Regions from separate parts of the Homo sapiens genome. Here region 2 is linked to region 1. A link is an interaction called in ENCODE POLR2A ChIA-PET data of the cell type or tissue named here. Cell type or tissue: endothelial cell of umbilical vein. All regions are shown on one strand. Region 1 overlaps LAMA3 (laminin subunit alpha 3). Region 2 has its middle 7.2 kb from the start of NPC1.

Region 1 (8,000 bases):
GTGGGGTGTTTGGCAGCTTTAATGATATGTAAGTCATCTGCTCCAAGGCAAACGCAAGTTTACAATGTGGGCCAGGCCACATCTAGGCCTGCCCAATTAATACCCCAAACCCAAAGTACTTCCTCTTAGCCTAGATTTATGAAAGAGGTCTTTCCTGGTAGTTTACACAATCAACCATCAACTACTGATCTATGAGAACCAGACACCTTCCTCAAGGAGATAGTCTGACCCCAACCTGACGCATTCCTCAAACCAGGTTTTTCCCTCTCAGTTCTATTTCAGTTATTATTTTAACCCCTTTATGAAACAATTACACTTTTTCCTGCTTTCTTTTCCCACATTCCCAATTCCCTCATCTCAGCTTTTTAGTTTTATCACTCACTTAAATATTTTTGAGGACCAGAAAGGGTATCAATACATACAAAAATAAAGTGAAATATGTATAAATTCTAGAAAGACCACAGAGGTCTCACTCAGGGACAACATTCAAAACGTGTAACAACAACAGTCATGTGGCTTTCTGAGTTCCTGGAACACACCAAGCATGTTCCCGCCTCAGGGGCCTCAGGCCTCCAGGGTCGCCCTCTCCCAACCTCGTTGTGAGGCTGCCTTCCTCTCAACCCTCAGGTTACTCAGGTTTCTGCACCAACATCATCTCCTTTCCTTCTTTTCTTTTCTTTCTCTCTCTCTCTCTCTCTCTCTCTCTCTCTATCTGCCCGCCTCAGCCTCCCAAACTGTTAGGATTACAGGCGTGAGCCACCGCACCCTGGCCATCATCTCCTCTTTAATTTTTATCACAGAATCCTGTTTATTCTCTCTAAGGCAAAATAACAACCTACAATTATTATATTTACTCAACGGCTACAGTCTCCCCATGGGAGGTTAGCTCAGTGAGGACAGGGGTCTTTTCTGCCTTGTAACTGTACTTCCAGCCCCTTATATCACCATCCCCTATACCTGGCACATAGTAGATGCCAATAAATATTTGCTAAATATAGAAGTGAATGGACATTACCCACAAGTGCGTGGGCACGCTTGTCTCCAGGCAGCACCATTCTTATTAGTTGATTGGAATCTACTTTAAGAATCACCTCAAAAGTCAGTCTTCCAGCCTCTGTTGAGCTTCCAGCTGTTAAAGCGGTCAATTAAGACAATGAGTCCAAATGAAGCACCAACCCAGACTTTATTAACTTACTGTGACAGTGCAGGCAAGAGATAAAAAAGAAGAGAGGTGGGGCGCGGTGGCTCACGCCTGTAATCCCAGCACTTTGGGAGGCCAAGGCAGGCGGATCACAAAATCAGGAGATTGAGACCATCCTGTCTAACACGGTGAAACCCCGTCTCTACTAAAAATAGAAAAATTAGCTGGGCGTGATGGCAGGCGCCTGTAGTCCCAGCTACTCGGGAGGCTGAGGCAGGAGAATGGCGTGAACCCGGGAGGCGGAGCTCGCAGTGAGCCGAGATCGCGCCACTGCACTCCAGCCTGGGTGACAGAGCAAGACTCCGTCTCAAAAAAAAAAAAAAAAAAAAAAGAAGAAGAAGAGAAACAGGCTGGTTCCCCAGTGTTCCATTTCCCCCCACCACCCCACCCACCCCCTCCCACAAATTCATAGTTTGAAGTCCTAACCCCCATGACCTCAGAATAGGACTGTATTTTGAGATAGGGCCTTTAAAGAGATAATTAAGGTAAAATGAAGTCATTATGGCAGGCCCTAATCCAATACGCCTGGAATCCCTATAAGAAGAGGAGTTGGGGACACATACGCACAGAGAAGAGACCATGTGAAGACACAGGCAGAAGGTGGCCGTCTACAAGCTAAGGAGAGAGGCCTCAGCAGAAACCAGCCATACCCATGCCTTAGACTTCTAAGCCTCCAGAGCTGTGAGAAAATCCAGCTGTGCTATTTAAGCCACCCTCGCTGTGGTACTTTGTTATGGCAGTCCGAGCAAACTGACACAGGTTGAGTATCCTTTATCCGAAATACTTGAGGCCAAAAATGTTTCAGATTCGGGATTTTTTTTTGGGGCGGGGGGCGGGTATTGGAATATTTATATTATACTTACCAGTTAAGCATTTCTAATCCAAAAATCCAAAATCCAGGAAGCTCCAATGAGCACTTCTTTGAACGTCATGCTGGCACTCAAAAAGTTGTGGATTTGGGAGCATTTGGGATTTTGGATTTTTGGATGAGGGATTCCCAACCTGTATGGTGTACCAGTAAGGAAGTCTCAGTGGAGGCACCTGGGAAGAGCCTCAGCCAAGGCTCCTGATAAGGGAGCCCCCAGAATAGAGGCTCCTGGGTCAGGAATGCAGATATGTATATGAGAGGCTCCTGAGCCAGTACAGCCTGCGTCGTTGACCAAAACTCCCTCCAGAAAATTGCAATGCATTCACTGTGCACCAAGTCAGGCATGGGGAGGGCAGCTTTCCCCCATGAGGCCTCCCAAGTAAAGCCTTGTAATTGCAAATGTTGGGGGCTAAAAGATCACACAGAGGATTTTGACCTAAAGATGAAGTCCTCACCCTCCTCTTCAGAAATCATTTCAGTGGTGCAGCATGCTTAGCACAGGAAGTTCTTCTCTGTAGCAAATCCCAGTACTTTGTGCTGCAACATTACACCCTCCTTCCTATTTAATCTCCCATGAAGATGGAGAACCGCTGCTTACAAACATCTTTGTAATGATTCTAAAGGTCCTTGGCCTCCTCTTCCTCATATTTAGTCAGGCAGTTCTACTGTGGCTTGCTTCAGCTACAATTTTCTTAAGCTGCAGTGACAGTCACATGTGGAGTAGCCAGAGAAAGACCACACCCCAGAACCAAGGCAAGTGATCAAAGAAAATGAGGATGCTGCAGGTAGCATCAAGTATAGGAAAGGTTGAAAGAATCTCTTCTAAGCCAGCACCTGCTCAGAGAAAGAGAATAAAGAGTTCATCTATCAGGGTGCAGTGGCTCACGCCTGCAATCCCAGAACTTTGGGAAGCCAAGGCAAGTGGATTGCTTGAGGTCAGGAGTTCAAGACCAGCCTAGGCAACATGGTGAAACCCATCTCTACTAAAAATACAAAAATTAGCCGGGCGTGTTCACACATGCCTGTAATCTCAGCTACTTGAGAGGCTGAGGCAGGAGAATTGCTTGAACTTGGGAGGCAGAGGTTGCAGTGAGCCGAGATCGCACCACTGCACACCAACCTGGGCCACAGAGCAAAACTCCGTCTCAAAAAAAACAGGGGGATTTCACCTGCTCTTAGCATTTCTATCAGAAAATTTTACTTTAACAGCTATATTTTTATTCAAAGAAAAGTCTAATAAGTTTACCTAGAAGATAATGAAATAAAATAAAAGAAAGAGAACTCAATAAGTTTATAACAAGCTTATTTAGTGATTTTCCTAATGAAGTCTCCCAGAACATGCTGCTACTTTTTCTAGTTCATCAAAAACATTTAGAATTCAATGATACATTAAAGATACAGTAAATGCTAAGTCCTCATAATAAAATAGGAAAGCAGCCTGGAAACATGTAAGAAAATTTAAAAGTCTGAAATGTTTGCATTCTCATCAAATTACTGTGCAAACTATCTTGCATAGAATCTTTGCCACCAATGTCTTTCATGCACACAAATGTTTGGCAATATTTAGTCTCTGCAGAGCCAATCCCACGACATAGGGAATAGGAGCTTTCATTTCACAATTCCATCCCTGCCCTCCCCTAAAGCAGCCCTCTGAGCCCTCACTAGTAGTGGAGGAATTATCCAACCACTGGGCTCTGTTCAAAAGGTGGATCCAAGGCTCACAGGTATGCACCACCCCCAAACTCGGGCCACCCCACATGCATTAAGCAAGGATCAGGGGTAAGACACACACAACACAGCTTACTGCCATAAAGAAGTGCACATATTTCTTTTTTTTTTTTTTTTTTTTTTTTTTTTTTTTTTTTTTTTGAGATGGAGTCTTGCTGTGTCACCCAGGCTGGAGTGCAGTGGTGTGATCTCGGCTCACTGCAGCCTCCACCTCTGGGTTCAAGCAATTCTCCTGCTTCAGCCTCCCAAGTAGATGGGATTACAGGCACACGCCACCATGCCCAGCTAATTTATTTTTTATTTGGCCAGGCTGGTTTTAAACTCCTGACCTCAAGTGATTCACCCGCCTCAGCCTCCCAAAGTGCTAGGATTATAAGTATGAGCCACCATTCCTGGCCTTAAGGATGACTCATAATGTGCGTGATCTCTAAATATTTGTTCAGCCTAGAGCTCTTCTCATTCTTTTTAGGGGCCACATTTTGAGTTATCAGGTTGCAAAGTCTCACAAACCAGGACCCTAGAACTACACACAGAGCCTCATGCAGGGTCCCCTCTCTGCTGCTCTCCCAAACAGGGATAACACGCATACACTGAATGGTCAATACAACTGCTGGTTAACTGAGTTGAAGCTAAAGTTACTGCATTAAGTTTCTAAGGCTGCCATACAAAGTAGCACAAAATGGGTGGCTTAGAACAACTGAAATTTCTCTCTCACCATGCTGGAGGCTACAAGACCAAAATCAAGGTGTCAGCAAGACTGCCCTCCCTCTGAAATATGTAGAGGAAGGATCCTTCCTTGCCTCTTCCAGCTTCTGGGAGTCCAGTCCTGGGCATTGGGTTCAGCCACTGCATCAGACACAGCAGGGCCACACCTGTCTTCCAGAAGACAGATTGTTGAAATTCAGGTACTTTTAAAATCAAACAGCAATTCCATCAGGGTGTTGCTCTGATAAGTAAATTCTATGGTGGTGTTGCCTTTTGAATATTTCTTCAAAAAGCATTGATGGGGTGTCTAAGACAAGCTTCCACAAGGAAACAGTGCAGCATACTTTGCACAGGAATTCTACTCTATGGGGCATCTCAATACTCTGTCCAGACATGAACAGGAAGACAGGGCCCCACCCTCAGGAAGCTCATGATCCTAATAAGGAGACAGACATGATAATGGATGGCTCCAAGGTGATAAGTGGCATTAGCAAGGCAACGCAAAGTTTAGCTGGAACTCAGAGGAAGGAGTAGTTAGCATGTCTGTGACAGTAGTATAGCGGGTAAGAGCGTGAATTCTGCAGCCAGAGTACCTGGGTTTAAATCTGGATTTACCACATACTAAGTGTGTGATCTTGGACACATCACTTAACTTCTGTGCGCTTCAGTTTCCTCATTTGTAAAAGAAGCATGCTAATTGTACCTCCTTCATACATTCATAAATTGTTGTGACAATCAAGAACTCAATGTGTAATATGCTTTAGACCTGTGCCAAGCATCAGTAAGTGTTGTCTGTGTGTGTTAAATCAATACCCTGCATTAAGCAGGGGAGCAAAGCCCCTCATTACTAGGCCATTCCTCCTTCTCACCATTCTGCCCCCTATATTTGGTATCACTCCTATACACAGTATGCACAGTATATGGTGCAACTTGAAAGTAATGGAGAACTCACTTCTATTTCCCACCTCTCACAATTAAGATGTGCATAATCACTTTAAACCCGTATTATTCTCCAGTTAATATTCATTTATTAACTCCACATGTATTTTCTGAGCTTCTAGGATGGGAAAACCACTGAGGGAATACAATATGTTTTTGACACTGAGAAACTGGCAGGGCACATGGGACTCAAGGAGCTGGCTTTCCTCAGGGCAGTTTCCACCCTGTTGACATGAGGGATCTAATCAGTGTCCTATGACCTCATTCAAACAGTTCTTTATTGCAAAGCAGAAAAAGACTCCCTGCCTCTGAGCAGATGCAGCCCTGCCCAGGTGACCCTACTCACCCGCTTGGCCAGGAATCCATGTATGTAGCACAACCATAGGCAGCTCCATTGACTTAGACCACTCAGGTGCCACTTAGTAAATCTTTTCCTAACTAGGCAAATGGTTCCAGAATGCAGAGAGTTAACAAAGGTTTCATAAATGCCTAAATTACAACCAGGAATAAATGTATGATTTGGAAAAATGTATTATTGCCACTAAATTAACCTTAAAAATTAAAATCTCCCCCCAAAATATTATTTGAGCTGATAAGAAGTATCTTTAAACAAATAATATCTAGTTATTAAAACAGTACTAAAACAAGTTACTATTTCTATAATATAGAAGGCTATAGAAGTCTGTATGCCAGTGGATTATTTAGCATGGCAAATGTGTTCAGTATATAATGCACTGTACGTTTCTCTTTTTTTTTTTTTTTTGATACAGAGTCTCACTCTCAAGAGCTGAGGGAATCCTGCTAGCAGATCTACTCTACAAGGAATGCTAAAAGGAGTCATTCAAGATGAAATAAAAAGACACTAGACAGTAATTCAAAGCCATACTAAGAAAGAACAACAGTATAGGTAACTACATATGTAAACATAAAAACCAGTATTATTGTATTTTTGGGTTGTTTTGTTTTTGAGATGGAGTCTTCCTCTGTTGCCCAGGCTGGAGTGCAATGGCGCGATCTCAGCTCCTGGGTTCAAGCAATTCTGCTGCCTCAGCCTCCCGAGTAGCTGGGATTACAGGCACCTGCCACCACGCCCGGCTAATTTCTGTATTTTTAGTAGAAACGGGGTTTCACCATGCTGGCCAAGCTGGTCTTGAACGTCCAACCTCAGGCGATCCGCCCACCTCGGCCTCCCAAAGTGCTGGGATTACAGGCGTGAGCCACCATGCCTCTCCATATTTTTGGTTTTTAACTGCTTTTTTTGTATATTATTTAGAAGACAAATGCATATATAATAACAATAATTATAAATTCATAATAATGAACAATCATGTATAAAGATGTAATTTGCAACAATAATGTAAAGGACAGAGTTATACAGAAGCAGAATTTGGGATGCTGTTGAAGTTAAGCTAGTATCAATTCAAACTGGATTGTTATATATTTAGGATACTAATCGTAATCTTCAGAATAAGTACTAAAAAAAAACTAAATATATATAGAAAAGGAAATGAGGAGAGAATCAAAATGGTAAAAATCAGTTAAACCAGAAGACAATAATAGAAGAATTGAGAGTAGCCAAAAAATATATAAGGCATATAGAAAACAAGCATCAGAATGACAGAAATAAGTCTTTTCTCATGGAAACAAAATTTTCTAACATTAATATTTTCCAACAAAAGATTTGCAGTGAGTCTTGAATCTATTGTTTAAAACATCAAAACGGGCCGGCTGCGGTGGCTCATGCCTGTAATCCTAGCACTTTGGGAGGCCAAGGTGGGTGGATCATCTGAAGTCAGTAGTTCGAGACCAGCCTGGCCGACATGGTGAAACCCCGTCTCTACTAAAAATACAAAAATTAGCTGGGCGTGGTGGCAGGCGCCTGTAATCCCAGCTACTCGGGAGGCTGAGGCAGAAGAATAGCTTGAACCCAGGAGGCGGAGGTTGCAGTGAGCTGAGACCGTGCCACTGCACTCCAACCTGGGAGAGACGAGAGAGACTTCGTCTCAAAAACAAAACAATACAAAACATTAAAACGTAATACCTTTCTACTAGGAATGCTGAATACAACTTGGAAGTGAACAATTACCGGCCAAGTTTCTACTTCTAAAAATTTTTAGGCTAACCGAAGGATGGGGCAGAGCTAGAGCTATAGTACCATGATTTAGTAGCTTAGACAGCAAAAGACGTGTACAGTCACTTGGGGCCTCTCACTTCGAAGGGCCCCTCGCTTACTTCAATGCTGTGCTGTCACCATCTTGATATTTAAAATAATTTTTTAACAAGGGGTTCTACATTTCCACTTTGCACTGAACTCTGTAAATTATGTGACTGGTCAATGCAGTTCTTCCATTTGAATCTACATATTTTTTTAGGTATCTTTTCAGCTATAACAACCACTAAAATCAAGTATAACATAAAATCAGGCCGGGTGCAGTGGCTCATGCCTGTAATCCCAGCACTTTGGGAGGCCAAGGTGGGCAGATCGCTTGAGCCCAGGGGTTCAAGACCAGTCTGGCCAACATGGCAAAACCTTGTCTCTACAAAAGATACAAAAATTAG
Region 2 (8,000 bases), 100 kb after region 1:
AGGTGGAGGAGGCAGTGGTGCCCAGATGGAGTCACAATTGTAGCATCAGAGCAGTGAAGGTGGAGAATATGGGACATGTTTTTGAAAATACTTGCAGGTAGAGTTAATGATAATTGGTGACAATTAAATATAGAGGATGAAGAAAAGAAAGGAGAGCTAAGAATTGTGCTAAAGTGTGTTAGGCATTCCCAAGATCATCCCCAGGTGTAGTGACTTGCTAGGAAGACATAGGACTCATATATCTAGTTTACTCATAAATATACTCATATACATGGTTACATATACATGTATACTCAAATACATGGTTAAGATTACAGCAAAAAGACACATAGCAAAATCAGCAAAGACAAAAGGAAAATAGAGCAAAGATAGAAGACAGCAGGTGCAAGCTTCTGAGAAACCTCTCCCACAGAATGAGCTTAATTCCTCCAGCAACCGAGTTGTGGCAGCAAGTGTTGTCTACCAAGGAAACTCATTGAAGACTTAGTGCTCAGGGTTTCAACCGGGAGCTGGTCACATAGATCCCTTCTGCCTAGCATTTACCAAAAATCAAGACCTCCAGAAGGAAAACAGGCATTCAGTATAAACCACATTGTTTGCACAAACAGTTAAGGCAAAGTGAATACTTCTTATCATTTAGGGCAAGTTTGATATCAGTGTAGGGAACTGTTTGTCAGCTGAGGGCCAACCTTGTAAGCAGGACTTCCTAAGGATAGGCAGTCTTGGGCTGGCTTTGTTAATTCTTCTTGGCCCACAAAGTTTACAAGGTGGATGAGCCAATAACTTTGTTAGGCAATAGGGAAGAATAGCAGATTTGGGGTGAGGAGATAGAGTTTGGACATGTTCACTTGGAAGGATCTGTGAAATAGATTCTAGAAGGCAGTTGGAAATAACAAATTAATGTTTAGGACAAGGCTGTTGTTACTAGTGTAGGCATCATCTGCATAGAGGTGATGGTCAAAGTCATGGGATGAATGAGGTCCCCACGGAGAATCTGCTGAGAATAAAAGAGATGGCAAAATGGCTGGGCATAGTGGCTACTGTCTGAAGGGAGGCTGAGGCGGGAGGATTACTTGAGCCCAGGAATTGAAGACCAGCCTGGGCAACATAGCAAGGCCCTGCCTCTAAATTTAATACATTTTTTTTTAAACAGATGGCAAACTGAGAATAAACTTTGAAAGAAGGGAACTCAGCAAAGAGAATGAAACAATGAACAAGAGCAGGAAGTGAAACATAATGAGGAAGGAGAAGGTCTCCAGGAGAGGAGAGCAGGCAGCGAACCACGTGAAGAAGTGTGGCCATATGACACAAAGGCTGGGAAACTCGAGGCTGCTTTTGCTCCACCACTCTGTCTTTGATGAGCTTGTTCAGTCATCAAAGAATTCTGGCCTTGTGGCTGGGCGTGGTGGCTCTTGCCTGTAATCCCAGCAGTTTGGGAGGCCGAGGAGGGTGGATCACGAGGTCAGGAGTTCCAAGACCAGCCTGGTCAAGATGTTGAAACCCCATCTCTACTAAAACTACAAAAATTAGCCGGGCACAGGGGCAGGTACCTGTAATCCCAGCTACTCGGGAGGCTGAGGCAGGAGAATCGCTTGAACCCGGGAGGCAGAGGTTGCAGTGGGCCGAGATCGTGCCACTGCACTCCAGCCTGGGCTACAGAGTGAGACTCCATCTAAAAAAAAAAAGAAAAAAAAAAGAATTCTGGCCTTGTAATGGAGATTATGGATAAGGATTGGTGAGTGGACCTGGAGCTAACGTTAAATTAAATAAAATTATTCCCTTGAAATGATTCTACTCCTCACTGGATAGAATTGTATTTGTGAAGATACTCCTGATGCTTTCTAGGAATCACCGGCCAACTATCAGTGTGCATTGCCTCTGCTCTGTACTAAGACTAAGGCAACATGAAAAAAACAGACTTGGTACCACCCTATAGAGATGCAAATAGGCGTGGTGCAATGCAAACAGGCCTGGTCAAATGAGATAATTTATGGTTGCGGATCTATACCTATGCTGGTTGATTGGTTTTAATTGGTGATTTTTTTTTTTTTTGAGACAGGGTCCTGGTCTGTCACCCAAGATGGAGTGTAATGGCACGATCTCAACTCACTGCAACCTCTGCATCCTGGGTTCGAACGATCCTCCTTCCTCAGCCTACCAAGTAGCTGGGACTACAGGCACGCACCACCATGCCTGGCTAACTTTCGTATTTTGGTAAAGCTGGAGTTTCGCCATGTTGCCCAGGCTGGCCTCCAAATCTTGGACTCAAGCGATCTGCCTGCCTTGGCCTCTCAAAGTGCTAGGATTACAGGCATGAGCCACCTTGCCCAGCCAAATTGGTGAACTTCATCTCACTGTGAAAAGATGCTAAAGTGCTTAGAACATGCCTGGCTGTGAACAAAGCCACACCATGTTATGATATTTCATGCCATTGAGCCATAGCAGCTCAGACCCTAGTATTTGTACTTCAAAGCATGGAGAAAAACAAAAACAAAAAATGACAGGCAAAACTAGCATTAGACATTCTAGTCGAGAAATGTGAAAATAATTATTCTTCTGCTTAATGTAATGAACACATGGAGGGTAAACTAGTCACACAGAGGTGTTTTCTCTGGGCCCTCTGACTATACTTAGCCCTCAGTTAAATAACCTATGTATCACTGGGTCTGGAAAGTCTTCGATTCTTTTCCTGGTGACCTAATCCTTATTTTTAGCAATACTTTCAGGTAATTTTAAAATATGAGTGAGGCTAGGCATGGTGGCTCATGCTTCTAATCCCAGCACTTTGGGAGGCTGGGGTGGGAAAAGCACTTGAGCCCAAGAGTTTGAGACTAGCCTGGGCAACAAAGTGAGACTCCGTCTGTACAAAAAATACAAAAAATTAGCCTGGCATGGTGGTGTGTGCCAGAAGTCCCAGCTACTCAGGAGGCTAAGGTAGGAGGATCACTTGAGCCTTGGGAGGTCGAGCTGTGATCTCACTACTGCACTCCAGCCTGGGTAATAGAGCAATTCCCTCTCTCTCAAAAAAAAAATTAATTTATTAATATGAATGAGGTTATGTTTCAACAAAGGAATTCAGCTAGGCACAGTGGCTCACATCTATAATCCCAGCACTTTGGGAGGCCAAGGCGGGCAGATCACTTGAGGCCAGGAGGTCGAGACCAGCCTGGCCAACATGCCGAAACCCTGTCCCTACTAAAACTTAATAAATTAGCCAGGTGTGGTGGTGGGCGCCCATAATCCCAGCTACTCAGGAGGCTGAGGCAGGAAAATCACTTGAACCCAGGAGGCGGAGGTTGCAGTGAGCCAAGATCGCACCACTGAACTCCAGCCTGGGCGACAGAGTGTGACTCCATCTCAAAAAGTAAAAATAAAATAAAGTAAAATAAAAATAACATAAAGGAAGTTAATTAAAGATCTTCAGTTCTTAGGTGACATGTCAGCCTTATCTCTGTCAACAGAAAAAATTCCTTCCGCTATCTTTGGTTCTTCTTCCCTCCCTCACTAGGATTGAATCCTCCGAGCTTTAATGAGTGAAATGCTGTTGTTATTCCTACATTTCAAGTTTTAAGAATAGTCTTAGAAAGTCTTCAGTTTACAGGAGTTGGACTCTCCATTTTAGGAAACATTTGATCAAAAACCACCCCTGGCAAAGGAAACTATGTCCTGTGAGCAAATCCTGCAGGGAAGGCAATGCCAGTTTGAAACCCTGACTGCTAAACCACAAGTCATTCCAACTCTGGTAGCATCCTAACTGAGTGGAAGTTACACCACAACCCATGACTGGATTAATCACCAACTCAAACATCCTTCCTTACTAGGATGAGTAACATTTTACCAGAATTCTGAGCAACAATGCCCATTTCCGAGTAGGTCATAACCATTGGTACTAAAGTCATGAGTTGTAGCTGTAAGCTATTTTAAATGAAGATGTCTATAAAATTTGGCTTGCGTAAGTAAAGAGTTTAAAAAGTCTATCACAGAACCCAAAGTAATTGAGTGTGTATACTGAACACATGACCTGTACAACAGTGCTCACAGCACCTTTATTTGTAACAGCCCAAACTGGAAGAAGAAACAACCCAGATGTCTGCCATGATATGTTTGAGCCATGGAATACTACACAGCAATTCTTTTAAAAGATGCTACCACCACAAGTAATGTGGATGAGCCACACACATAATGTTCAGTGAAAGAAACCAGACGCAGAGGAGTATGATTCCCTTTACATGAAGTTCAAGGACAGGCAAAACCAACTTACAGTGAGAGAAATCAGAAGAGTGGTTGCCTCCCGGTTAAAGGAGGGGTGATGATATCGACTGGGAAAGGGGCATAAAGGAGGCTTCTGAAGTGCTAAAGTTTCCATATCCTTCCTCTGGGTGTTGGCTACATGGATGTTGTGGTTGCCAGCCTCCAAGATGGCCCCAGTGCTCCCCTCCTCTTGTCCTTGTCTGGTCCCCTTCCTACACTGCATCAGGACTGGTCTGTGTGCCCAGTATTACATGGCAGAAGTGATGGCATATAACATTTGAGGCTAACTCATAACAGACATTATGGCTCTGCCTTGCTCTCAATCCCTTTTGGATCACTCCTTCTGGAGGAAGCCAGCTGCCAAGTCCTGAGGACACTCAGCAGCCTATGGAGAGGAGGAACTGAGGCCTCCTTCCCACAGCATCTTTTTTTTTTTTTTTTTTGAGACAGAGTCTTGCTCAGTCACCCAGGCAGGAGTGCAGTGGCATGATCTCAGCTCACTGGAACCTCGGCCTCCTGGGTTCAAGCAATTCACCTGCCTCAGCCTCCCGAGTAGTTGAGATTACAGACATGTGCAACCATGCCCGGCTAATTTTTGTATTTTTAGTGGAGACAGGGTTTCACCATGTTGGCCAGGCTGGTCTCGAACTCCTGACCTCAAGTGATCCGCCCACCTTGGCCTCCCAAAGTGCTGGGATTACAGGTGTGAGCCACCGAGCCCAGCTTCCCACAGCATCTTCAACAGCAGATCCTCCAGCCCCAGTCAAGCCTTCAGATGATGGTAGCCTGGGCCAACTTCTTGGCCATAACCTCAGGAGAGACCCTGAGCCAGAACCACCTAGAACCACCCAAATCCCTGACTGGCAGAAACTGGGATAAAATAAATGTTTGTTCATTTAATATACTAAGTTTTGGAGTAATTTGTTATTCAGTAATAGACAACTAATAAAAGTGTTTAACACATAAAAGAAACTTGGCTGGGCGCAGTGGCTCATGCCTGTAATCCCAGATCTTTGGGAGGCCAAGGCAGGTGGATCACTTGAGTCCAGGAGTTTGAGACCACCCTGGGCAACATGGCGAAACCCCGTCTTTACTAAAAATACACAAATTAGCCAGGCATGGTGGAGTGTGCCTATGATCCCAGCTACTTGGGATGCTGAAGCACAAGAATCACTTGAACCCAGGAGGCAGAGTTTACAGTGAGCCAAGATCACACCACTGCACTCTAGCCTGGGTGACACAGTGAGACTCAGTCTCAAAAAAAAAAAGTAGAAAACTCATCAAGCTGTACAGCTAAGTTCTGTATACCTCATATATGAATATTATATCTTAATTAAAAGGAAAAGTCTATTAACAAAAAGAGTTCTCAAAAATGCTCAACCTGAACCTCCTTAGGGGGTTGGCAGAAGCATTAACTAAAGCTCTCCTATATTTCACCAAAATGTGTTGGCAATTCGTAGCCTGCTGGAGGAAGGGAGGTGTGAGCTGTTCCCTGTGTTCAGCTGGACAGCCTCCCACTCTCTATAGGCGCTTCTTTTAGAGCCAGCTCCACTGCTGGTCCTGGAGGTTTTTTGGGGAAGGCGATCAAAAAATTTACAATGTCCATGACTACTATAGGGAATAGTTCTACGATGCTGGCTGCGAAAACCAGATCAACTTATTAGGCACAGTAGACACAGTGATAATTTTACTGTCCCATGAAAATGTTTTAATTTTAATTTCTTTTGAAATCAGAACAAAAATAAGAATACTGTAATAATGAGCATATAATAATGAATTCAGCCAGCGTTATATGTGTCTTTATAATGCAATTGGAAACTCTCATTTTAAATTTTTTTTTTTGAAGGAAAAAGGGGTCCTTAAAGGCAAAGGTGCCTGGGGCCCACACAAGTCATAATGCAGCCCTGAGTAAAAGGAAAGGTGCTAGGGACTGAATTGTGCTCCCCCAAATGTCTTGTGTTGAAGCCCTAACCCCCCAAGGTGACTGTATTTGAAGATAAGGCTTTTAGGAGGTAATTAAGGTTAAATAAAGTCATAAGGGAGGGGCCTTAATTCAATAGGATTGTTGAAGAAGAGGAAGAGAGAGAGAAATCTTTCTCCCTGAAAGCACACACTTAAGGAAACACCATCTGGGGACACAGGGAGAAGGTGCTGTCTACAAGCCAGGAAGAGAGCCCTCACCAGGAACCAAATAAGCTCCCCATGCTGATCTTGAACTCTCTAACCTCTAGAACTGTAACAGATAAATTCCTATTGTTTAAGTCACACCAGTCTTTGGTATTTTGTGCAATGGCCTCAGACGTCACTAAATGACATTGATTACATTCTATTACCCCAAAACCCTAGTTCTATCTTCATTTTCTGTTATTGAACTTTAGGCTTCAGGTTAGGAACTAGGCAAGCTTGCAATTTGTTAGGTAAGTAGGCATTCTTTTTTTCTCTGCCTATTTGAAGGACTACCTACTTTGAAGGTTGCAGATCAGCAGCAGAAAAAAATTTTTTAAAAAGCTTTTTAAAAAAATTTTAGAAGAAATCAAAGGTTTTTTTGGTAATAAAATTTTATTGGCTTGGCATGGTGGTTCATACCTATTATCCAGCACTTTGGAGGCTGAGGCAGGAGGATCACTTTAGCCAGGGAGGTCAAGGCTGCAGTGAGCTGTGATCATGCCACTAGACTACAACCTGGGTGACACAGTGAGACTCTGTCTCAAAAGAAAAAAGAAAAAAGCACAGAAAAATAAATAAAATTACTTATAAATGTGTGAAAAGATTTTTAATCTCACTTATAATTAAAGAAATACAAATCAAAGCATCCTAATTTTATTTTATTTATTTTTTTTTTTGAGACGGAGTCTTGCTCTGTCGCCCAGGCTGGAGTGCAATGGCGTGATCTCGGCCACTGAAACCTCCACCTCCTGGGTTCAAACAATTCTCCTGCCTCAGCCTCTTGAGTAGCTAGGATTACAGGTGTGTGCCACCACGCCCAGCTAATTTTTTTTTTTTTTTTTGAGACGGAGTCTCGCTCTGTAGCCAGGCTGCAGTGCGGTGGGGCGACCTCGGCTCACTGCAACCTCCAACTCCCTGGTTCAAGTGATTATCTCACCTCAGCCTCCCGACTAGCTGGGATTACAGGCATGCACCACCACCCCCGGCTAATTTTTGTATTTTTAGTAGAGACGGGGTTTCACTATGTTGGCTAGGATGGTCTCGATCTCCTGACCTCATGATCCACCCACCTCAGCCTCCCAAAGTGCTGAGATTACAGGTGTGAGCCATCACGCCCAGCCTAATTTCTTGTTGCCCAGACTGCAGTGCAATGGCGCAATCTCAGCTCCCTGCAACCTCCGCCTCCCAGGTTCAAGAGATTCTCCTGCCTCAGCCTCCTGAGTAGCTGGAATTACAGGCATCCACCACCATGCCTGGCTAATTTTTTGTATTTTTAGTAGAGATGGAGTTTCACCATGTTGGCCAGGCTGGTCTTGAACTCCTGACCTCAGGTGATCCACTTGCCTCGGCTCCCAGAGTGCTGGAATTGCAGGCATGAACCACCGCGCCTGGCCAATTTTTGTATTTTTAATTGAGACGGAGTTTCAGCATGTTGGCCAGGCTGGTCTCGAACTCCTGACCTCAGGTGATCCACCTGCCCCGGCTTCCCAAACTGCTGAAATAATAGGCGTGAGCCACCGTGCCCAGCCCCAATATTTTTTAAAATAAGAAACAAAATAAATAAAATCACAGATTGCATTTAG

What was found. ChIA-PET counts read pairs that join two places held together with the same protein. Peaks named below come from ENCODE experiments on the same cell type or tissue, not always from the same donor. Only the 100,000 strongest peaks of a DNase experiment are listed, where the experiment ranks them.
Region 2: POLR2A ChIA-PET joins it to region 1 with 10 read pairs; 5 of 35 experiments call an interaction of 5 or more read pairs at or near these places.

Annotation. Positions count from the first base shown.
Region 1 is chr18:23,691,735-23,699,734 of GRCh38, reverse strand. The region is part of intron 1 of LAMA3 (laminin subunit alpha 3); the gene reads right to left. Among named protein-coding and RNA genes, the nearest start is that of LAMA3, 6.3 kb to the right of the region's middle. In endothelial cell of umbilical vein, no CTCF peak of the experiment used is centred here; a DNase peak (open chromatin) is centred at 4,214; H3K27ac peaks cover 383 bases.
Region 2 is chr18:23,589,733-23,597,732 of GRCh38, reverse strand. No RefSeq gene overlaps it. Among named protein-coding and RNA genes, the nearest start is that of NPC1, 7.2 kb to the right of the region's middle. In endothelial cell of umbilical vein, no CTCF peak of the experiment used is centred here; a DNase peak (open chromatin) is centred at 3,812; H3K27ac peaks cover 1,381 bases.